Regions from separate parts of the Homo sapiens genome. Here regions 1 and 2 are each linked to region 3. Evidence: read pairs that join two places in POLR2A ChIA-PET (ENCODE). Cell type or tissue: MCF 10A. All regions are shown on one strand. Region 1 overlaps MND1 (meiotic nuclear divisions 1). Region 2 overlaps TMEM131L (transmembrane 131 like). Region 3 holds the start of TMEM131L (transmembrane 131 like).

The links. Peaks named below come from ENCODE experiments on the same cell type or tissue, not always from the same donor. Only the 100,000 strongest peaks of a DNase experiment are listed, where the experiment ranks them.
Region 1: POLR2A ChIA-PET joins it to region 3 with 20 read pairs; 6 of 35 experiments call an interaction of 5 or more read pairs at or near these places.
Region 2: POLR2A ChIA-PET joins it to region 3 with 34 read pairs; 21 of 35 experiments call an interaction of 5 or more read pairs at or near these places.

Annotation. Positions count from the first base shown.
Region 1 is chr4:153,393,585-153,401,584 of GRCh38, reverse strand. It overlaps MND1 (meiotic nuclear divisions 1), which reads right to left. Exons shown (of 8, transcript NM_032117.4): 5 at 7,249-7,323; 6 at 4,252-4,366. Among named protein-coding and RNA genes, the nearest start is that of MND1, 53 kb to the right of the region's middle. In MCF 10A, no CTCF peak of the experiment used is centred here; no DNase peak of the experiment used is centred here.
Region 2 is chr4:153,571,167-153,579,166 of GRCh38, reverse strand. All of the region lies in intron 7 of TMEM131L (transmembrane 131 like), which reads right to left. Among named protein-coding and RNA genes, the nearest start is that of TMEM131L, 110 kb to the right of the region's middle. In MCF 10A, CTCF peaks have their summits at 2,797 (motif pointing right) and 4,620 (motif pointing right); a DNase peak (open chromatin) is centred at 4,636.
Region 3 is chr4:153,461,685-153,469,684 of GRCh38, reverse strand. It overlaps TMEM131L (transmembrane 131 like), which reads right to left and starts at 3,325. Exons shown (of 35, transcript NM_001131007.2): 1 at 3,164-3,325; 2 at 2,404-2,474. The coding sequence starts at 3,287. RefSeq lists enhancers at 1-383, 1,635-1,694, 2,065-2,154, 1,649-2,314, 3,685-3,864 and silencers at 2,625-2,984, 3,355-3,454, 3,495-3,644. In MCF 10A, a CTCF peak has its summit at 3,817; DNase peaks (open chromatin) are centred at 2,224 and 3,294.

The DNA of each region.
Region 1 (8,000 bases), 68 kb after region 3:
CCTATCAAAAAGTGCACTTTAAAAACAATAATTTCATTGAGGAATGGAGATTTGGGGTGAGTAGAGGTTAAAGTCTTAAGAAGTTCTCTAAAGTTAGTGATAAGGGGATCACTGGCATCTACTACTTAAATATTTAAATTTCTTGGATTTGTGGGTTTATACTTTTCATCAAATTTGAAAAACTTTAGCTTTTATTTCTTTAGATATTTTTCTGGCTCAGCAACCTCTCCTCCCACCAAAACATACTCCATTTGGGACTGTAATTACACATATATTAGGTCCCTTGAAGTTGTCTTAAGGCTCAGATGCCATTTTCATATTTTTAAAATTTTTATTTTATTTATATGGGAGTCAAGGACTCCATATGCTGTCCAGGCTGGTCTCGAACTCCTGGGCTCAAGTGATCCACTCACCTTGGCCTCCCAAAGTGCTGGAATTACAGGCGTGAGCCACTGCGCCTGGCCCCATTTTCATATTTTTTAAATTCTTTATTTTCTGTGTTTCATTTTGGATATTTCTATTGCTATATCTTCAACTAACATCAATTCTTTCTTCTGCAAAATTTAATCTGCTGGTAATTTACCATAGTGTATTTTTCATGTCAGACATTGTAGTTTTCATGTTCAAAAGTTTGACCTGGGTCTTTTTTATATCTTCTCTATTTCCACTTAACTTTTTGAACATATGGAATACAGTTATAATAACTTTTTAAATGTTCTGGTCTTCTGATCCTAATTTCTGGGTCAATTTTGACTGATGGAGTATTCTGCTCATTATAGATAATGTTTTCCCACTTCTCTCCAGGCCTGGTAGTCTTTGCTTGTATGCCAGACATAATGAATTTTATCTTGCTAGATGTTAATCCTTTTTCAAGAAACAGGGTCTCACTCGGTTGCCCAGGCTGGAGTATAGTGGCACGACCATAGCTCACTACAGCCTTGAACTACTGGGTGCAAGGAATCCTCCCATCTCAGCCTCTCAAGTAGAAAGGTAATAAAACTGGAGGAAGAAAACTTGAATAAAGCGCATGCCAGCATGACCAGCTAATTTTAAATTGTTTGTAGAGATAGGGTCTCACTCTCTTGCCCAGGCTAATCTCAAACTCCTAGCCTAAAGCTATCTTCCTGCCTTGGCCTCCCAAAGTGCTGGGATTACAGGCATGAGCCACTGTGCCTGCAAAAAAGATGATAATCTTTAATAAATTTTTTAAAATGCACAAAGCCAGGAAGGAAGGATTCTTACTCTCTCATTCCCAAGTAAAAAATTAATATATCTCTAATAGACTCCATTACAAGTTCTCCAGGATCCATCTTTACATGGTTGCATAAATAACTATTAAAAGATAACCTAGTCTGATGGTGATGAAAAATGATAAAGGCCAAACATGGTGAATCACACCTGTAATCCCAGAACTTTGGGAGGCCAAGGGGAGAGAACTGCTTGAGGCCAGGAGTTCGAGACCAGCTGGGCAATATAGCGAGACACCATCTCTATAAAAAATAAAAGTAAAAGTAAACTAGCTGGGTGTAGTGACATGTGCCTGTAGTCCCAGCTATTTGGGAAGCTGAGGTGGGGGAATGACTTGAGCTTGCGGGGGTTGAGGCTACCGTGATCCCTGATCATGCACTGCACTTCAGTCTGGGAGACAGAGCAAGGCCCTGTCTCCAAAAAAAAAAAAAAAAAAAAAAAAAAAATCTCACTGAAAAAACAGAAAATTTCAGGTTTGTTCTCTCAGTGAGACCTCATATACTGTAATACTCATAATACTCATTCACAATGGCATGTTTTCCTTGGGTTGGGAAATAAATTACCAAAGTTATAAATTTAAGGGTTAAGATAGACAGCAGAATGCAGGCAACCAGTTTAAAATTTCAGTTGCCGCCTCCTCAACTGTGTTATTCCACCCTCCAGAAAGTTCACCGTCCTTTGTATACCCTGAACTTCTTTTCTGAAGTTTTATTACCTAAGAGGTGATGTGTTTGCCAAAAGTGCTACTCGAATCAGACCTACAAGGAATGGCAACATCTTAAATTACATGCCTAAAATACAAGTTTTCCCCACTTCATGAATTGGTCTGGCACAATTCCCTATCCCTGTTAATTTCCTGAACCTTAATGTGATCCACTGGCTCAGGGTCACTATCAGTGTAGGTTACAGTAGTTTAGTAAGCCTAAATAAGAGTTTTATTCATTCCTGAGTGGGCAGAATATATCAAAATTAAGAAAAGGACTGGGGAGTCAATTGGAGGTGATGTCAGTGAGGGTCACCTGCCCATGGAAATAGCTGTGGCAGTACAATAGGGACCATGGAGTGGAAAAGCTTACGTCTTTTTGGATATACCTAAGAGTTGTAGGTCCTAGACATATAAGAGAATGAAACAGGTAAGCAAAGAGGTAGCACACCAAGGAAAAAGTACAAGAATCACACAAAACTGAAATCAGGAAAAAAGGCAAGTAAGAGTAAATGAAGGGTCCGATTTGGTTATCGTGAAACTCAGATTTTTCATGATGAACTGCTAGAGGGCACAGTCATGCTATCCTGAAAATAAATCACCTGAAAGTATTCAACCTAGTTAAGAAAACTGTGCTTGAAGTTCTCTTGCAAGAGAATGAGAAGGTGCTCTAGATAAGGTACACAATGTTCTAAGTCCTCCTGAACAAGCAGTCTGTTTCCTTTTGAAGATGAATCATACGCAGGCCTAGCTTCCTAACAGTAACCTTCTACCTGTGAGGTACTCTCCTGTTGTGATGTGCTTGTGCTCACTGAGGATCACCTGGTATTAGTTAAAACTTTCCAACAGATTAAGGTATTTATTTTTGTAGGTGTAGATTTGATTAGCACTTTCTTCTGCAGGATGATGACAAATAAATCTGTGGTCAGCATAAAAGAGCTGACATTCTCCCCAAATACTTAATTTACAGACAATGACTGGCTCAGGGAGTTCTTCTGCCTCCACCTCTCTTTGAAAATCACCCTGGGTAATCAGCTGAACCAGTGGCACTACATATCACCACCTAGGCTATGTACTCCATATATGTGAATGGTGCCTCCTGGAGTTGCGCAAAGCAGCGACCTGTCTCTTAAATGAAGTTTAACTTTAGATTTACACTAACTGAACTGCTTACAATTCTTTAATTGTAAAGACCACTGCCAAGGACTAGGCCAGCTTAGTTGCAATCAAACTATCCTCAGGTTAATTTTAACATACCAAATATTTTCCATTTCTTTCAAAGCCTTCTATCACACACTATAATATCAGTTTTTCTATGAGTTTCACTTGGTAAAGTTTCCTAAATAAAAGACAGGCTAAGACAGAAAATTATTTAAAAAGTTATAAATATTTTCCCAAACAATTAAATGCTATGCCTTTATAATACACTCTTTTATCTCCTTAAATATTCACATTTCTATCTTTAAAAAAATATAAACATTATTCAAAACAAGGCTCTGGGGACTCTGGTCTAAAACAAGGAAAAAAAAATGACTGGTATATTTAAAAGGCAACTCAATGTACAGACTGATTTTCTGCAACTTGCAAACTCTTCTACTTATGGTATCATTTTTCCTAGAAGATAATGATGGATTTCTTTACAGAATCAAAGTTCTTGAGGCCAAATTAGCTCTTTTACTAACTCCTCAGTTCTCTAACCTTATATTTTATGTCTTTATCCTTCTATCCCACACTTCTTCCTTAATTTTAAAATGCTTATAATTTCAAAATTGTCGCTGTTCAATGCTCTAACATTAAGACTTCTCTCTTTTTTTTTGAGACAGAGTTCTACTGTGTCACCCTAGCTGGAGTGCAATGGCACGTATAGCACACTGCAGCTTCAACCTCCTGGGCTTGAGGGATTCTCCCACCCCAGCCTCCTGAGTAGCTGGGACTACTGGCATCTGTCACCATGCTTGGCTAATTTTGTGTTTTTTTTTTGTAGAGATGGGATTTCACCATGTTGGCCAGGCTGGTCTTGAACTCCTGAGCTCAAGCAATCCACCCACCTCAGCCTCCCAAAGTGCTGGAATTACAGGCATAAGCCAACGTGCCCGGCACATTAAGACTTTTTAATGGCAATACTAAAGCAATATTTTCCTACTATGTTACAAATACAAAATTAGAGTACTACAAACAGAATACTACCTTAACTAGTTTTATTTTCTCATATACATGGAGAATAGTTAGCAGGCAACTAGAAAAATAAAGTCTTCTTCATTATCAAAGTTAAAGATCCCTAAGGTATGACACAAACTTACGTATTTCTTCCACAACTTGCGGATCACAGTCTTTGTATTTTTCTACTTCTGCCTTTAGCTGTTCCCTTTGGTCTCGAAGTGAAGAAAGCTCTTTTGCTAGCCTGGTTCGCTCTTCCTGCATTCCAGATAGTTTTATGTTCAATTAAGACAAACAAAATTCTATATGTTGTAAGGTAATACATTTTATAACAATTTCATTTTATTTCTTATAAATGATGTGCATTAGACTTTTGACATTATATATATAAGTATACACACACAGATATTCACAGTATAAGAATAAGCTCAATTCTCATCTTTCCTGAAATCTCAAGTATCTTTTATATATATTGAATAACTAAATGGGAGTTAATATGTAGAATGGAATGCTCATAAATAGGTGGGAGGTTCATGTTAGAACTCTAAGATGACCATGTCGTTGTATGTTACAGAAAAAAATTATACTACTTTTTGAGTAGTTTCACAAGATTATGTCTATATGTGTAAGTAACATTTTAAGACATCGATCATTATACAATTATCTTTAAAAGTGTTCTAGACAATTTTTCAATTTTTAAGAATATTTTAATATATCCTTTATATTTTATATACATTTAAAGAAATAATACAATTGTAGTTTGAGGCCTCCCACCACCTATTCTTTAAAGGTAAACCAGAATAAAGCTTCAAAATACAATATGATCCAATAAAAACCATTTGAAATGTCTAGCCATATTTCTCACTAGCAGGTAGAAGTCATAGTGCTATACATATTCAATTTGTATTTCTGAAACCTGAAAAGTAAGCCCAAACAAAAACCAAATGTTGGCAAAGATTATAGTACAGAATCATAGGATAAATCCGAGGCAAAATCAAGTAAAGTTCAAACTGCCTAACACGACTCGTAAGGTTGCCAGCTACCTTGTATTTTTTATTTGTATTTTTCTACTTTGCTTTTAGCTGTTCCTTTTGGTTCCAAAGTGAAGAGAGTTCCTTTGCTAGCATTTGTACAAGAGACTCATATACAGAGCAGCACGCTCAGAAGCAGCACGGCCCAGCAGAATCTCAGCAGTGAGGAAAACTTTCTAGATCTGCACTCTTCACTGCAAGACCTACTAGCCACATGTGGCTACTCAATATATGCAATGTGGCCACTGGGACCGAGAAACTAAATTTAATTGTAGCTAATTTTTATTTAAATATAAATAGCCACACATGGTTAGTGTATATCGTATTAGCACAGCTCAGGAGAGATTTTAAAATAACTATAAGAAGATGGTCATTATTTGCCATCAATACCCAAATAAAAATGCTTCAAAAGGAACACTGTCACCAAGTGTGGTGGTGCCTGCCTGTAGTACCAGCTACTCAGGAGGTTGAGGCAGGGGGATCACTTGAGCCCAGGAGTTCAAGGGCAGCCTGGGCAATACAGAGATATTCCATCTCTAAAAAACAAACCAAAAAACAAAACAAAATCAAGAGGAGAAAAAAAGACAGGAGAAGCAGAGTGGTGAACATCCAATGTGAATATAATAATAGTTCTCCAGGTATCATGCATTGAAACAATCTTAGACAATCACTATCACTGAGATCTTTGCCAAAGTATTTAGCCTCTTTGTGCCTCCAGTTCCTTGAAAGCAAAATGGAGACAGTAACGGTAGCCACCGCCATAGACTGCTGGTAGGATTCAATAAATATACAAAATCCATTTAGAACAGCAGTTGCCTGGCTCAGAGTAAGGAGAATACACGTTAGCTATTTTTCTTCTTTACCAGCAGCAGGATCACCACCATCATCAAGAATAATTAGCAGATAGGGGCTAGGTAGCTCTGAAAAGTCCTGGCTGGTAAGATCAGGATGAGCACAAGACTTCATCTTTCTTAGGAACGTTTCTGAACCACTAAACTCTTCTGATATCTGCAGGCGGCAACTATGTTTGCTAGTGGGTTTTTCCCCGCAAGATGCACTTGTTCCAGTGGATTAACAGTAGACTGGCTGACAACTTCTGGGCAAGCATATGTCACCATTAGTTGAAGGTGGTTCTACAAGTTATTGCCAGTGTTTAAAAAAAACAAACAAAAGGAACAAATAAAGAAGTAGTAGTTGCTACTGTCAACTGAAGAGGAAATAGAACAGCTTCAGGTTATGCCCAGAGTTTACTTTTCCTTGAATATTCTTCAGAAATGACTATTCTCCAATTCCTATCTGTGACTGTGCTGATGATTCACATAAAAGAATATATGTGAAATAACTTTGAAAGCATAAAGCCACTGTAAAGCTTTGCTATATCCCTTTCTACTATGTGACAAGTTTTCCAGTTGCTTTCTTTCCCAATCAAGTGATACAAATAGAGACCCGGATGAAATGCTTAGTGGTTCATGTTGATCTTCAATATTTTTTAAAGTCATAAATCTATAGTTTAGATAATGATGAAAATAGAAAGTGAAATGACTTTTAAAATCTCTAACCTAATACTTAGAAAAATATTGTACTTTAAAAAATAAAATAGTAGGTCAATATTTATTTTTAATATTTTAAAATATTACAAGGCCAAAGATACTATGTTGATAGTTTTCAGTTTGTTCTATGCAAAAATTTTTTTTAAAAGAGTCTTAAAAATTTACATAAACATTTATATAGGGCTTACCATGTACCAGGTCCTCTTCTAGGTGCTTTGCAAATATTAACTAGTTTAATCCACACAATAACGCAATGAAGTATAACAGATTTTGTTATTCCCCATTTTGCAGCAGAGAGAAGTGAAAACAGAATTTAGGAGACTTTCAAATCCAGGCAGTCTGGCTCTAGGGTTTATGCTTCTATGCTATGCTGCCATATATAATAATAATAAAATCTAGACTCACAATTGGTGAATCCTACCAGGTCAAACGTTCCTATCCTTGGCTATGATCCCCTTCTCTTCTGGTAGAAATGCATCCTCCTCACAGGAAGCTCTGTGTCGCTTACTCTAATATTTAGAATTGCCATTATTAAAATAATCTATAGACACAAACTTACCGTTTCACATCGGCCAATTTTAGCTTTCTCAATGCTTTTCTGTAGGCTTGCATGCTTTTGACTTCCCTCAGACAACTAGAGAATCAAAAACAAATAAAACAGCTTGCTAAGATAAACTGACATGTAGTAGTTGATGAAAACAAAGTCCACCAGGTGCAGTGGCTCACGCCCCAGCACTCGCCCCAGGCCGAGGCAGGCAGATCACAAGGTCAAGAGATGGAGACCATCCTGGCCAACACGGTGAAACCTTATCTCTACTAAAAATACAAAAATGAGCTGGGTGTGGTGGCGCACACCTGTAGTCCCCGCTACTCGAGAGGCTGAGGTTGCAGTGAGCTGAGATTGCGCCTCTGCACTCCAGCCTGGCGACAGAGCAAGACCCCATCTCAAAAAAAAAAAAAAAAAAAAAAAAGAAAACAAAGTCAAACACTATACTGGGAACTAATTTCTCCAATTTGAAGAAAACCAAGGACCATGAATCATTAGGGTACATTGAAAAAAAAAAAGAGTTTAAAAAACATTTTCTTTTTATTCCATGCAGATAGATAAAACGAATAGCATGCCTTTAATCTTTTCCACATAGTCTCCATTTATTAGGTTCCCCACTCCTACTCCAAGTAACTTGAGGTCTATTATTTAGTTAGAAATTGAACTTGAAGGCCAAGCACGGTGACTCATGCCTGCAATCCCAGCACTTTGAGAGGCCAAGGCAGGCAGATCGCATGATCCCAGGAGCTGGAGACCAGCCTGGG
Region 2 (8,000 bases), 110 kb before region 3:
CTGGTTTTGAACTCCTGGGCTCAAGCAATCCACCCACCTCAGCCTCCCAAAGTGCTAGGATTACAGGTGTGCACCAATACACCAGCCTGAAGAACTAGATTTTTAAATTTGTCTATGAACAAATCCCAACATCAAACAGAAAAAGCCCACTTTCTGAAACTGATTTTTAATTTTTAAAATTTATCTTTAAAATTAAAAGAGACTTGTTAGGCTGGGTGCAGTGGCTCATGCCTGTAATCCCAGCACTTTGGGAGGCCGAGGTGGGTGGATCATCTGAGGTCAGCAGTTGGAGACTAGCCTGGCCAAAATGGTGAAACCCCGTCTCTACTAAAAATACAAAAAAAAATGGCCAGGCATTGTGGCTCACGCCTGTAATCTCAGCACTTTGGGAGGCCGAGGCGGGTGGATCACGGGGTCAGGAGATCAAGACCATCCTGGATAACATGGTGAAACCCCGTCTCTACTAAAAATACAAAAAATTAGCTGGGTGTGGTGGCGGGTGCCTGTAGTCCCAGCTACTCGGGAGGCTGAGGCAGGAGAATGGCGTGAACCTGAGAGGCAGAGCTTGCAGTGTGCCGAGATCGCGCCACTGCACTCCAGCCTGGGCGACAGAACGAGACTCCGTCAAAAAAAAAAAAAAAAAACTAGCTGGGCATAGTGGCGCACACCTGTAGTCCCAGCTACTTGGGAGGCTGAGGCAGGAGAATCACTTGAACCCAGGAGGTGGAGGTTTCAGTGAGCTGAGATCATGCCATTGCACTCCAGCCTGGGTGACAAGAGTGAAACTCCGTCTCAAAAAAAAATAAAATACTTGTTATACTGCCCAGGCTGAAGCACAGTGGCAATTCACAGGCACAATCATAGCGCAATGCAGCCTCAAACTCCTGGCCTCAAGCGATCCTCCCACCTCAGCCTCCTGAGTAGCTGGGACTACAAGCGTGCACTACCATGCCCAGCTCTGAAACTGCTTTAACTAAGGTTACAAATGATCCTCACACGGCCAAATCCAACAGAAACTTCTCCTTTTGTTCACCACTCTCCCTGCTGCCACCAGCCCCCTGTCCTGTTACAGCCTGAACCACTTGTCCCTCTCGGTTTTTCTTTCTCTCTGGTTCCTCTGCCAGCTGTTGCTCCTTTAACCATCAGACACTGAGTTATGCTGGATGCTGCCTATGCCCTCTTCACTCTCTCCCAGGGGAGCTTGTTGGCATGCTGAACCCTCCCACATCGATTCCCCTAGCTTAGTCCTCTCCATACCTATATGTCCAACCAGTGACTGGGCATCCACCTGAATCTTCACACACCCCAACCTGGCCACCTTTGCTGTGTGCCTCATCTTAGCACCATTATTCATCAACCCTATCATTATTTATCCAGTTGTTTAAGCCAGAAACCTGAAAACCCCTTTCACTTCAGCTTCTCATACTCTCCTCAAACAAATCCATAACCAAGTCATACTGATTGTACCTCCTTCATGAGCCCTTAAACCCACTCACTTCTCCTCTTTCTTAATAAATACCCCAGATATCAGGGGTTAGCAAACTATGCCCACAGGTTAAATCCAGTTTGCTGCTTATTTTTGTCAGCAAAGTTTTATTGGAACACAGCCATGCCCGTTCCTTTATGGACTGTCTACTATTGCCTTCGTGCTATGATAGCAGAGTTGAGTACTTGCAACAGAGACTGTACAGCCTACAAAGTCAAAATAAATACTCTAACACCACAAAACTACACAAAAAAATGATGGTGCAGTAACTTCCTCTTAGTCTCCCTGCATCCACCTCTGCCCTTTCCACTCCATTCTCCACACTGCACCAAGAGTGAATTTACCCATATACAAATCTGGTCATGCCACTATTTGCTTAAAACTCTTCAAAGACTTCTCACTTGGCAAAAGTCCCAAATCCTCTGCTGTCGCTATAAAACTCCGGCACCTGCCTAGTCTCGACCTCCCTGCGCATGCTCCAACCTCACTGGTCTCGTTTCTGCTCTGCTTGCCTCAACACCTTTGAATTTTCTGTCCCTTTGCCTTGCACCCACTCCTCCAACCCACCCACCTCTCCACCTAGCTAAATCTGATTTATGCTTCATGTCCTGGCTTAAATACCCTCTCAGACACCACAGCAACTTCTACCTGACCTTTTGTAACACTTCTCACAACAACATGGTCAAGGTCTACCTACGCCAGGAGATTCTAAGCATCTCGTGCTTCGAATGCACAATGCCTATCACTTCATCAGCACTCAATAAACAGCTGATGAGTGGATAGAGGTGGGCATACAGCCACAGATGCTAGGGAATCAGCTTGAAAAGGGCAAGAGAAGCTTGAAAAGGGCAAGAAACAGAAAATAGTAAACGGTGCCTACAAAATAAAAGAATAAAAACCTAACAGTGTGTATTTCTGATCTGAAACTTTCAAAAAATGTTTAAAGAAAAAAATCATATTAACACACTTTTAAAGTACACATTTATAAGTTTTTTTTTTTTTTTTAAGAAATCTACAACAATTTAACTATGTTAAGGTCTTAACCTGACAAGGCAATTCTCTACCCTACAATATTTCTTCAAATGAAAAGATGTTAAAAGTTCACACTCATATTAACAGTTTTTGACACAATTAACAACCCTATTTCGCAGAGTAATTTGCTATGATTTAAAGCCTAATATTTTGTCATTCTTAGTAAATCTCTGGACGGATATATTTATAACTTGCCATTTTAATTAAGATTCTTCTATTAGCGAGAGGCATTTTAAAAATCACTATTTTGTTTCTTTTGTTGTAGGACATATTTCAGAATCCCACAAGGGGGAGTTCTAGCACCTCCAAACTGCCCTTCAGAAGTATGCTAATTTTTCTAAAAGAAAAAGTTTCAAGTCCATATCTTTCTCAAAAGAACAAAACAATTGGGCCGGGCGCGGTGGCCAACGCCTGTAATCCCAGCACTCTGGGAGGCCGAGGCAGGCAGATCACGAGGTCAGGAGATCAAGACCATCCTGGCTAACATGGTGAAACCCTGTCTCTACTAAAAAATACAAAAAATCAGCCGGGCATGGTGGCGGGCGCCTGTAGTCCCAGCTACTCGGGAGGCTGAGGCAGGAGAATGGCGTGAACCTGGGAGGCAGAGCTTGCAGTGAGCCGAGATCGGGCCACTGCACTCCAACCTGGGCAACAGCGTGAGACTTCATCTCAAAAAAAAAAAAAGAACAAAACAATAGCAATATTAACTTGATAAAAAAGAAACTCTAACCAAAATGTTAGCCAGGGGGCAACCACATACTAGGGTTACAAGTTCCCCAACTGTCCCCAACTGAGCACACTGTGTGACAACAGGACACGCCCTCATCCAGAGTGAGCCTGGGCTGATTAGACAGGAAAAACAAATAAAAACGTAATTCTCTAGTTTTGAAACCTCCCATACTCCTTTAACAAATCAGATCAGATATTTTATAGAAAAAAGAAAAAGTAACTCTATAAACAACTTTTTCTTAAGTAGTCTTCATTGAAAGTATTAATATAGTTTATATATTTCATATTATTTCATATAAAGTATTATCCCCTTTTAGAAGATGGGGGAAATTGTGGCTTGGAGGGGTTAAGAGACTTATCAAAGATCTTGGGGCTAGGTAGTAGAAAAACAGAAAAAAAAATCAGGTTTTTCAACTGCAGTCAGTACTTTTTTAACAAATTAAAATAGATCAAATCTGTTTCTCCTAGGTACCTAAAGGCCTAAAAATCCATCAACACAGGGATATATATTAGAAAACCATACCAAGATAAAATGCAAAGGTCAAGAAAATAGAAATGTTAAAACTCCTTTTGTATGTCATGTATTTCCACAGTTTTGTGGTGAAGAAGTATGAATTTAGGGAACTGGATACTAGAGAGAAAGGAATCATCTCCCTTCACTTGCTAAGGAATTGCTGGTGCCCTGGGCCACAAGAAGGGTGTGATTTGGGGGGACTGTGTGCAATTAAACAGGAAAGGAAATAACAGACTTAAAGTATTAAGTCATTCTGATGTCTTATCAACAAGAGTAAAGCACAGCCTAATAAATAAATATATTTGAGAATCTATATTAATCCAGACAGAATGAACAAGAGGCTTGATGTTCCTGGTAATAACCACATGAAACCTTTTTATTTAAGGACTACAACTTATGAAATATGAAAGAATTACTTAGACAAATCCCAATCTTAGATTCTGTATTTCTCAGACATCTTTCTCCCCTTTCACAATTTTGAATGCTAAATATTAGAAGTCATTATAAAAGTAAATCTCGGCCGGGCGCAGTGGCTCACACCTGTAATCTCGGCACTTTGGGAGGCCAAGGAGGGCGGATCACTCGAGGTCAAGAATTTGAGACCAGCCTGTCCAACATGGTGAAACCCTGTCTCTAGTAAAAATACAAAAATTTGCTGGGCATGGTGGCACACGCCTGTAATCTCAGCTTCTCGGGAGGCTGAAGCTGGGGAATTGCTTGAACCCGGGAGGCGGAGCTGCAACTGCACCATTGCACTCCAGCCTGGGTAACAGAGTCCATCTCAAAAAGACAAGAAAAAGTAAATCTCTTATGCCAACATATGCATCTGGAACACTGATTCTGTATAAGCCATCTGACTGCTCCAGCAGGTGGCCCCCACACACAGTATTATGCACATGGCAAATGATCTTGTATAAAATGAGAGCTATCTTGGGTGCCTTCCACATAACACTCAGATTCTATAACCACACTCCTAATTTAGTGTTTCCTGCATAACAGCAGGCTCAGCTGAGTTATTAATAAGTACTGTACAGCTATTTTTCCCTGATATTAAATAGCAATTGTGTTTCAACCCCCACCACCACCACCACTACCCTTTTATTCCTCAGATATTAACCACTAAAACAAAATCTAACTATACTGCCAGACCCACTCATGCAAACATTTGCAAAAACCTAGGAAGTGGCTGAAATTAGTTTGCTTTGAGGAAAAAAGAGGCTACTGCATATGGATAGCATTTTTCCTTATCCACATCATTTTAGAAAAGGCAGTGTGGCCAAGTGCTTAGCCAACACAGATTTGAGATCAAACCCCAGCCATAAAAGCCTGGGGACATTCCCCACCCACTCTAAGACTCAGCTTCCTCTTCTATGAAATCAAGTTATTGAATTCACAGCAATATGATGGGTGCTAAATGAGATACATATGCAAACCACTGGGTACACAGTAGGCCTCAAAGGGGAGATTATATTGATTTGCTCATTCACAATTAATGCATTTATTTAATAAAATTCCACAACAAATAATTTAGATGCTTGGGGGAAGCATTTTTCCCACATTAAAGCTTTTAGAAGATAACTCTTTACCACACTCCTTTGGTTTCTAAGAGATTTTTTTTCCCCTAAAACACTTCAAGTTCTTTTTATTTCATGATTGGAACAGAACTCAAGAAAAAAAGAAGTGTCATTTACTGGACACTACCTCCCACTCCCTGAAATGTGCCAGAAACCCTGAAAGACAGACAAAAAACAATTGGGAGACTAAGATAACCCCTGTACTATCTAAACTTTTGGTTTGGCCAAGTGGAAGTCATCTGTGTTGGGCAACACCTTGGTTTTTACACCTGGATAACTAGCTTTTAACTATTACAACCTGGGCTGGCAGCTTCAGCAGAGCCATGTGGGATTTTCACCTTGATAGGTCAGGCAGCGTATGTTGGCTCTGTCCAAAGGCAAGTAACTATTTTTATACAATTGGATGATGCTGGGCCTCAAACAAATGACAAGTAGGCCCTGCATGTCTGGCACAGGCCCTGAAACAAGATCCAGGCTCGGCAAAAGTTTAAGCTTTGTGATGCAGGCTGCCGTCGCTTGACCTTGAGTAGCATGGGCACAGCTTATACTTAAGCAGGCATCGCTGTGGCGAGAATTAGGCTATAAAAGAAAGGACGCTGTGGTGGTTCCTCAAAAAACTTGAACAGAATTACCAATTCCATTTCTAGGCATACACTCAAAAGTGACAGCAGGGACTCAGATACTTATACACCCATCTTCATGGCAAGACTACTCATAAATGCCACAAGGTGGATAAACAAAACATGATATATATGTGCAACAGAAAATTATTCAGCCTTAAAAAGGAATAAAATTCTGATACATGCTATATAACATGGGAGAACCTTGAAGACATTATGCAAAATGAAATAAACCAAACACAAAGGGACAAATACTGTATAATCCCACTTCTATGAGGGACCTAGAATAGTCCAATTCATAGAGACAGAAAGTAGAATAGTGGTTGCCAGGGAGAATAATGGTGGCTGAGGGAAGGTGTTTAATGGGTATGGAGTTTCCCCTTGGGGTGATGAAAGGGTCCTGGAGATGGATGGAGGTGATGACTGTACAACACTGTGAATGTACTTACTGCCAGTGAACTGTACGCATACAAATGGTGAAAATGGTAAATTTTGTGTTAAGTATATTTTACCCCATATATATAGGGAAAGGGGAAGGCAAGAGCTAGACACAGCTGAAATGGTTTAAAATAACCAAACTGGGCCGGGTGCGGTGGCTCATGCCTGAAATACCAGCACTTTGGGAGGCTGAGGCAGGTGGATTACCTGAGTTCAGGAGTTCAAGACCAGCCTGACCAACATGGTGAAACCCCATCTCTACTAAAATTACAAAAATTAGCTGGGCGTGGTCATGGGCACCTGTAATCCCAGCTACTTGGGAGGCTGAGGCAAGGGAATCACTTGAACCCGGGAGGCAGAGGTTGCAGTGAGCCGAGATCACGCCACTGCACACCAGCCTGGGCAACAAGAGCGAAACTCTGTCTCAAAAAACAAAACAAAACAAAAAAGAAATAACCAAACCTTGCTGGGTAACCAACACAAAGTTACAGCTAGACAGACAGAATGAGTTCTGGTGTTCTACAGCACTACAGGGTGACTGCAGTTGACTACAATAAAGCCAGAAGGGAGGATTTTGAATGTTCACAACATAATGAAATGATAAATGTCTGAGGTGATAATACGCTAATTACCCTGAGTGGATCGTTACACATTGTATACAGTATCAAAACAGCACTCTCTATCCCATACCTAAGTACAATTATTACATGCCAACTAAAAAGGAAAAAAAAAAGAAAACAACATCTAGAAAGTCAGGTTAAACAGATATAAAAAGAGAAGTGGAGATACTTTGAGATCTCATTGTGCAGGTATTCAAAATGAAATATATCTGTGCTAAATGGAGCTTTTAAAAGACTCTAATAAAGGAAGACAGGCAAGATCTCAGCAGACTGGAATTGTTCCTCAAAAAATAGGCCAGTCATGGTGGCTCACACCTGTCATCCTAGCACTTTGGTAGACCGAGGCAGGTGGATCACTTGAGCTCAGGAGTTTGAAACCAGCCTGGGCAACATGGTGAAACCCTGTCTCCACAAAAAAATATAAAACTTAGCTGGGCATGGTGGTACATGCCTGTAGTCCCAGCTACTCAGGAGGCTGAGGAGGGAGGATCACCTGAGCTCGGGAGGCCAAGGTTGTAATAACTGTAACTGCACCACTGCATTCTAGCTTGGGCAACAGAGCAAGACCCTGTCTTAAAACAAAAGTAAAAATAAAAATAATTAAGAAACCATGATTGAGTTCTAGGAACTGTGAAGAAATACACTTAAATCCCCCATAGTAAACAATTAAGGAGCTCTACCATCAAAGACTGAGGCGGCTACACCAAGCCTTACACAAACCTGGACAGGTGAAAGGAAACCAGGAAGGTGAGTGTGGAATGCTCAGTGCATTTTTCAATGGAGATACAATTACTGCTTGTGCCCTGAGGGAATATGCTTGAGAAGTTTATGGCATTTAGGACTCAATCAAAAGAAGGCACAGCAAAGAGGAAACCATTAAAGGAGAACCAGGCAGGACAAGATAAACCGAGCCTGGGCCTGACTGGGATACTGGGCTGACAGGAGAGTATCTCTTATGTAAGATTATGCAACGCAACAAACAGAAAA
Region 3 (8,000 bases):
AAAGTGCTGGGATTACAGACGTGAGCCACCAGCCTGGCCAGTATTTTATTTAATGCCACATCCTCTAAAGTTCCTATTTCATCTACTACTGACAAATCTTAGCCTCTGAAGCCATCTTTCAGTCTTCCTGCATGAAAGAAACCCAATGTACTGGTTAATTAAGCAGAAAACCCTCAAATTTAAATTAACACCTATAAATATTCTCTTTTCAACAGACTCCGTTTGACACATATGAGGGAATTTTTGCTGAAAAAATTCAAAATACTTTGAAAATAATTCACTTAAAATAACTTTCTTCAAAACTCTCTGTAGCTTATGAGATATATATACACACACATACACACGTGTGTGTGTGTGTGTGTGTGTGTGTCTCCCTTACCCTTGGGCCCAGGTATAAGCAGGGCAAGATAGTTTCTAAAAGGTATACGTAGAGATATGGATGAAGTATTTAGAAAATTATTTTGAAAACCAGTTTCACTTTCATTATAGCTTTGATTAAAATAGCTTAGCTATAAATCCCTCTATACTGAATATCCCAGACAGCTTCTGAATTCTGACATCTATTATCAAAACAAATTGTATTATACAAATAAACCAGAAATTAAGAATTGTATAAAATAACTTTTGAGCCCATAAATCAAATAATCATTTAGGCCTTGACATTTCCATCTCTGAGCACACCTACTAAATCTTCAACTAACGCTCTAACAAATGAGAGTATATACTACTAGACTCAATCACCTATAATTTACTTTCCTTTTAGTCTGGGTTGGCTTCCAACACTAGCCAGTAAGAGATAGAAACTATAATTGAGCAAAAATGCAAATACATATACATAGATATACACCAGTGCTTCTCAACCAGGGCAGTTTTGCTCCCCAGGGACATCTAGCAATGTCTGGAAACATTTTTAGTTGTCAAAATCAGGAGGGGGTGGGGGAGAGGGGGAAGCAGCAGTGAGTGCCACTGGCATCTAGTGGGTAGAGGCAAGGGATGCTAACTGCTCAACATCTCACAGTGCACAGGACAGCCCCCACAACAAAGAACTCTGTAGCCCAAAATGTCACCAGTGCCACTGTTGAACAACTCTGATATACAAAAACATAATTTTTTTAAAATAAATACATCGCGTTAAATGTCGTTCTTGCAGTAGGAATACGACGGATTTCTATTTTGTTCTTTTTATATTTCTGTATCTTCCAAACCTTCAAAAACACATGTATATTATTTAAAATCGGGGAAAAAATCCATTTGGGAATAAATTTTTAGGAGAAGGAAAAACTATCTGCTCCTCATCCTGATGGGGCCCTTTCTCAAAAGACCTGTCTCATTCAGGCTGCTGGCCTTCAAGGAGGGTCCAGGAAAATTCTCCTCTAAAATCACCTCTCTGCCTTGAAGCTGTTATTCATTAGCCCTGATCAAAATGAATATTCTAAATATCTCAAAACCAGCACTCTGAATGTTTCACATAGGAGGGAGAAAACTGAAATGTAAAACTGGACAGCCTCTCCGGTAAAGTTATAGCTAGACATCCTGTTTTTCTAAACAGCCGCAAGACACAACACAGAATTAAGTGCTGCCACCACCGTGGGAAGTAATGAACATCTTAAAAAGTACTGCACACAAGCTAAATATTTCCTTATAATTCAAGCCACTCCCACCCAAAAAATGCATTTTGGATCACTACCGTTACTGGTGAAAGGCAGTCAACAACATTATATTTAAATGTGCACACTTCACAGTCAATGGGAATTTCTTGTAAAAGTTAAAAGCTTTGCAGTACTGTATCTGTTGCAGCAATAAACCCTCTATGATGCTACAGATTCCCAATAAAACGTCAGTAATTATTTTTCTACACGCAATCATCATATCATCATACAGAGAAAAAAACCAGAAATTCAAGTTCTTAAGTGGGTGTATTTTAACAGGAATTAAGGGCACTTGGAGAAAATCCAAGATGACAATCCTTGAGAGTCACATCTCCATCCCAAAGCTACTTAACGCTAATGGCAAATACCACTCTAACATTTATGAAATCAATACTCCTGTTGTCCTCAACCTCTTAGCCACTTGCCATCCACACAGCACCAGCTCACTTAGGGAACAGTGTGCACCCAGGACACCCACGGCCGAACAGACCGCTGGCCGCTTCCCTGCTGAGGTGGCCTGGGTTCCCACCTTCTGAACTTGGGGCCGGCCTGCCTCAGGCCCTGTCACATGGCGTGGGAGGAGCCGGGAAGGCCACCGTTGCCAGGTGTTCAGGCTCGGCCCCTAACGTTTATTTGCCTTGCAAAGTGGCCCGAACGCCTGTGCCGCTTGGACAGGGGGTGGGGAGGACCGGGGGCCTCCCCGCCTCTCCTCCCTCGTACACCCACAGCCGCCCTGTCACCTGGTCGTCCTCACCTGAGTGGGCAGCAGGAGTTCCCCTTCTTCTGCCTGCCACAGCTCCACCACGTTCGGCAACGGCTCAATCGCTGCAGGAACACCAAAAAATACACCACGTTTTTAATGCACGCTAAAGAAACGCTTCCTGTTTCCCCTACCGTCCCTCCGTGCCCCCCGCCTCACCAAAACACGTCTCTTTTTCCTCCTGGGAACAGAGGCCATCCCAGGGGCGAGCCAAGGATAAAAATACAATGGGTGGGGTGTGAGCCGGCGGCCCCTCGGACGCGAAGGCGACAGCGTGCAGGCAGGCTCGGGGTGCTCGTGCTGGGGGTGGGGGGACGAAGTGGGAGTGAAGACACCCCACGAGGCACTCCGGGCTCCGCAGCCCGAGCATCTGGAGTGTGGACCCTGGGCGGCCAGGCTCGGGGGAACAAAGCTGCAGGAAGCCGGGCCGCTGCGGGGCACCCGCGCGCGCCACACAAAGCGGGGGCTGCGCCCGGGGCGCAGGGGCCCGCGCACAAAGGCTCCAGGGCGCGAGCGGCTAGCGGTCCCCAAGCCCCGCGACTGCCCCGCTCTCCAGCTGTACGGGGCAGAGAGGCGCGGGACGGGACGCTGTGGTCAGAAAATGTTATCAGCGGAGAATCGCAACAGCTTTCCTTCCTCCTCCTGCCCCTTTCCCTTTCCTCCCCTCGCCCTCTTATAGATTTCAGCAGTTCCCTAAAAGAAAGAGCGGGGGCGGGGTGGAGAGGCAGAGCGAGCCCAGCGGCGCAAGGCTGACCTTGTCCCTGAGCCCCTCCCGGGCGACAGCAGGGCAGCAGGACCTGGAAGACGCCCAGCAGGAGGTTCACGGCCGCCGCGGTGCGGCAGTAGCAGCCGGGCTGCGGGCGTCGGAGCCCCGCCATGCTGCTGCTCGCGCTCCTCTCCGTTGCTCGCCGCGCTCGCCGCTAGCTCGCTGGCGCCCCAGCTGCCTCGCCCCGGGCCCGCCCCCGTGCCGCCCCGCCCCGCCCCGCCCCGCCCCGCCCCGCCCCGCGCCGCACCACCCCCGCCGCTGCCGCAGCTGCTGCAGCTCCAGACCCGGGCGCGCCGCTTGCTCTGAGCGCGTGTGCGCCGCAGATAGGGAGGGACGGAACGCGGCGGGGTGCGGGGGAAAGTGGACAATGCGAACCCGCGGGTGCCCCGCCCCGGCGCGGAGCACATGGCCGCGGGCCCGCCCCGCAGCGCGCACTCTGCGGGGCCCGGGCGCTTTCCTCGGCTGGGACGGGGTCGCTTAGAGCTGTCCGCGGGGACTAGCGGCCCACTTTTGCCAAGTGCATTTTCATGAACTTTTGGGTGGTTGCCGCTTTGTCGAGGCGCTTGGGCCACGGTCGAGAGATTACCCTCGAGGGAAGAGGTGGCGGTGGAGGTGGGAACGAGGAGTCGCCAAGCGAGAGGCCTTGGACACAGGATATTAGTGGAAATAATGCAGTGGTTGTCAGGAAACGCGAGTGCAGCCACATGGCCACTGCCAGTTATGCAGCGAGGATATCCGGTGGCTGCAAAGTCTGTAATTTAGAATAAAAAGAGCTCTCCCAAAACCCGAGAGGCAGACCTCAGCGCCGCGTGGCGGTAGTGCGCCCGGCACCCTCTGTGGACACTGTCCAGGTCCTGACAGGTGGGGAAGACTCTTCCTAGGGGATTTATAGCTTCAAAGACCCTGCAAATACTCCCTTTTGGAATCATATTGCAAAATTCAGCCAGCCTCTCCTGAAATATGGTTGGGGTCGAGGATGTGGTTAGTTGCCTGTTTCTAACATTAGTAGGATAATGGAAGTAATACGTGGAAATACATTTCCTAGTTCCAGGTTTTGATGCCTATAACTAACAAGTCCAAAATCTGGCATCTCTTTAAGTTAACATCCTGCCTTTACCAGCGATGTCGCAAACAAGGGCTTATTCAGAAATCAATTTGCATAACCTAGAAGTATGGGCAATCTTATGATTTTTTAAAGTTAACTTACTGCTTCCACTGTAGCTTGTATGAAATTCAGAGAATATGAACAATATAGTATGAAGAGGGGAAGTGATGGGACACACCTGTTTACCTTAATCCTCTGTTTAATTGCTCCTTGTGCCTTACAAGCCAGACTATAGAAAACCAGTGCTTGCATAGCAGACACAATCCTGAGAAGGACAAAATGAAATCTAGATCCTCTTTCCTAAAGACGTAATACAGTACTGTGAACACAGTCTCACACACTGTCTGCATTTAACTCCAAACAAGGTTAAATAGTCTAATTGCTTGGCCAGACTTAACATTTAAGTAGATTAGCATAAACGTAAGTTGTTGATGTGAAAAAAAAAAAGGGACACTTTGCATTTTCCAACTTGAATACCTCCAGTAGTCTCTGTTTCATACTTTTTTCTGTATTCCTTGCCAACATCTTCCTTTATTTAGCAAGGATCTCCAGTGCCATCTCAATGTGCCCTTTTTTTCTCTTCACTTCTCCAAGTTTCTATTTGCCCCTTGGATTCTGAAGGTCCCCCACGCAGTTAAAGGGACCTCCAGTGACAGGAATATTTGCACAGCCCACTTAAGCAGTAACTGCACCTTCAAAGTTTGCTTCTAAATGAAAGTTCTCTCATGGGCCTATTTATTTACAGAATGTAATTTTAAGTCCTCATATGAGTATAATACGTATAAAGGAAAGCAAGCAAACATTAACAGCCTAACCGGTTTTGTTAAACAGATTCAAAGTTGTGATACAAAACTTTTTTGCTAACATTTAAATTACTTTACTCTTTTACTAATAAAGTCTTTCCCACATTAACGAGTATCACAGCATCAATGGAAATGACTTAAAAGATAGACTAACATTGCTATGGACCATATGTAAATACTGCTATAGCTTTTTCTAGACTTTGTAAGGCCAGCTTGATTTTTCAAGTTGTGGTCTTGTGGACTTTACAAAATGGGTAATGCTATTTGACTGTTGTTCACAGAGCCAAAAGCATGTATCTGCTGTGCCATGGGGTTGGAGAGGGATACGGGATTACACAGCTGTCTTCTTAGATAAATCTGACCTACTTAGCCTCCTCTGGAGTTATTTTTCATGCTGACTCATGGACAACAGGAAAGTTATGGCCCATTAAGCAGCATCCATGTTTTGGAGTAACCTTGTTCTTCAAAGAAGACTCCTGTGTCATTTGTGCTATATTTCCATTATTCCCCTTGTCAATCCTAGATATTGTCACAGAATATTAGAGCTGGAAATTTTTTAGAAATCATTTAATAGCCCAACTGCCTCATTTTACAGAAGAAACCAAAGCCCATAGAGAATTTTAAAATCCAAGTTATAGAACTCCTTTAAAAATTTTTATTTATAAATTGTTTTGAGACAAGGGTAGTGATGAAGAAAAAGGCTAGGTGTGGGAAATACCTAGATCTAAACACTAATAATAATTTTCTCTAAAAAGCCAAGGAGTCATATTTAATTCATCTTTCCTTTACACCCTTTAAATCTATGAATTAGTCCTATGGTGCCCTACTCTGTACTATTTCCCATACCTAGCCTTTTTCTTCATTACTACTCTGATCTCACTCTTTCACCCAGTCTGAAAGGCAGTGGCCCAATCTTGGCTCACGGCAACTTCTGCCTCCTTGGCTCAAACAATACTCCTGCCTCAGCCTCCCAAGCAGCTGGGACCACAGAGGCAGGCCACCACACCTGGCTGATTTTTGTATTTTTGTAGAGACATGGTTTCACCATGTTGCCCAGGCTGGTCTTGAACTCTTGGGCTCAAACAATATACCCACCTCAGCCTCCCAAAGTGCTGGAATTACAAGTGCAAGCCACCCTGTCCAGCCAGAGCTGCTTTTAGTGGCAGAGTTATGGAGAAGTATATATGAAATAATGTTAACTGAAAAAAAATTAATGTAAACACAAATTAACTCAATATGAAAATTATAGGCCAGGCAAGGTGGCTCAGGCCTGTAATTCCAATATTTTGGGAGGCCAAGGTAGGAGGATTGCTTGAGCCCAGGAGTTCAAGACCAGCCTGGGCAACATAGTGAGACTTTGTCTTTATAAATTTTTGTTTATTTGTTTGTTTGTTTGAGATGGAGCCTCACTCTGTTACCCAGGCTCGAGTGCAGTGGCGTGATCTCAGCTCACTGCAACCTCTGCTTCCTGGGTTCAAGCATTTCTCCTGCCTCAGCCTCCTGAGTAGCTGGGATTACAGGCGCCCACCATCATGCCTGGCTTTTTGTGTGTGTGTGTGTATTTTTAGTAGAGACCGGGTTTCACCATGTTGGTCAGACTTGTCTTGAACTCCTGACCTCGTGATCCACCCACTTCAGCCTCCCAAAGTGCTGGGATTACAGGCGTGAGCCACCGCACCTGGCCCAAAAATTTTTTTAAAGAGCCGAGCATGGTGGCACACACCTGTAGTCTGTATTCCCAGCTACTCAGGAGGCTGAGGTGGGAGGATTGCTTGAGCCTAGGAGTTCAAGGCTTCAGTGAGCCAAGATTGCACCACTGCACTCCAGCCTAGGTGACTGAGTGAGACCCTGTCTCCAAAAAAAAAAGAAAAGAAAATTATATACGCACAACTAAAGTGTGGAAGAGGCATTAAGGTGATGTCTTAGTGGAGTATATCAATGTTAAGTTAGATTCATATAAGATAAAATGGTTTTGTTTTTTTTAAAAAAAAAGACCTATGAATGGCTAAATCTCTACTGGCTTTTATTTATTTATTTATTTACTTATTTATTTTTCTTTTCTTTTTGACATAGGATCTGGTCTTGAATTGTTAGGTTTAAGCAATCCTCCTGCCTTGGCCTCCCAAAGTGATGGGATTACAAGTGTGAACCACCACACCCAACCTCTAGAGGACCCTTCTTACTATAACTTTATTCCATCTCATCTTATAATGCCTCAATTAAATGCATTGGATAAGGATAAGGATTCTCTCCTTTCTCAAACTCTGTTGTGTTAAACAACTGACCTTTTCTGTTATGGGACTGTAATGTAATTTTGGGTGAGTAGCAGCAGTATTCACAGTTTATTCTCTATTTTAAAAAATATTCATAAAACTGTAAAATAAAGAGTAAGTTTTACTGTAATTTAAAAATAAATTGATTAAATTAGAACTTTAACTTTGTGAAAAGTTTGAAAGTCTGAAAAAGTTTAAAGTTTGAAAATGAAAGACAAAAAATTTTTTTATTTTTACTTTATTATACTTTAAGTTCTAGGGTACATGTGCACAACGTGCAGGTTAGTTACATATGTATACATGTGCCATGTTGGTGTGCTGCACCTGTTAACTTGTCATTTACGTTAGGTATATCTCCTAATGCTATCCCTCCCCCCTCCCCCCACCCCACGACAGGCCCCAGTGTGTGATGTTCCCCACACTGTGTCCAAGTGTTCTCATTGTTCATTTCCCACCTATAAGTGAGAACATGCAGTGTTTGGTTTTCTGTCCTTGTGATAGTTTACTCAGAATGATGGTTTCCAGCTTCATCCATGTCCTTACAAAGGACATGAACTCATCCTTTTTTATGGCTGCATAGTATTCCATGGTGTATATGTACCACATTTTCTTGATCCAGTCTATCATTGATGGACATTTGGGTT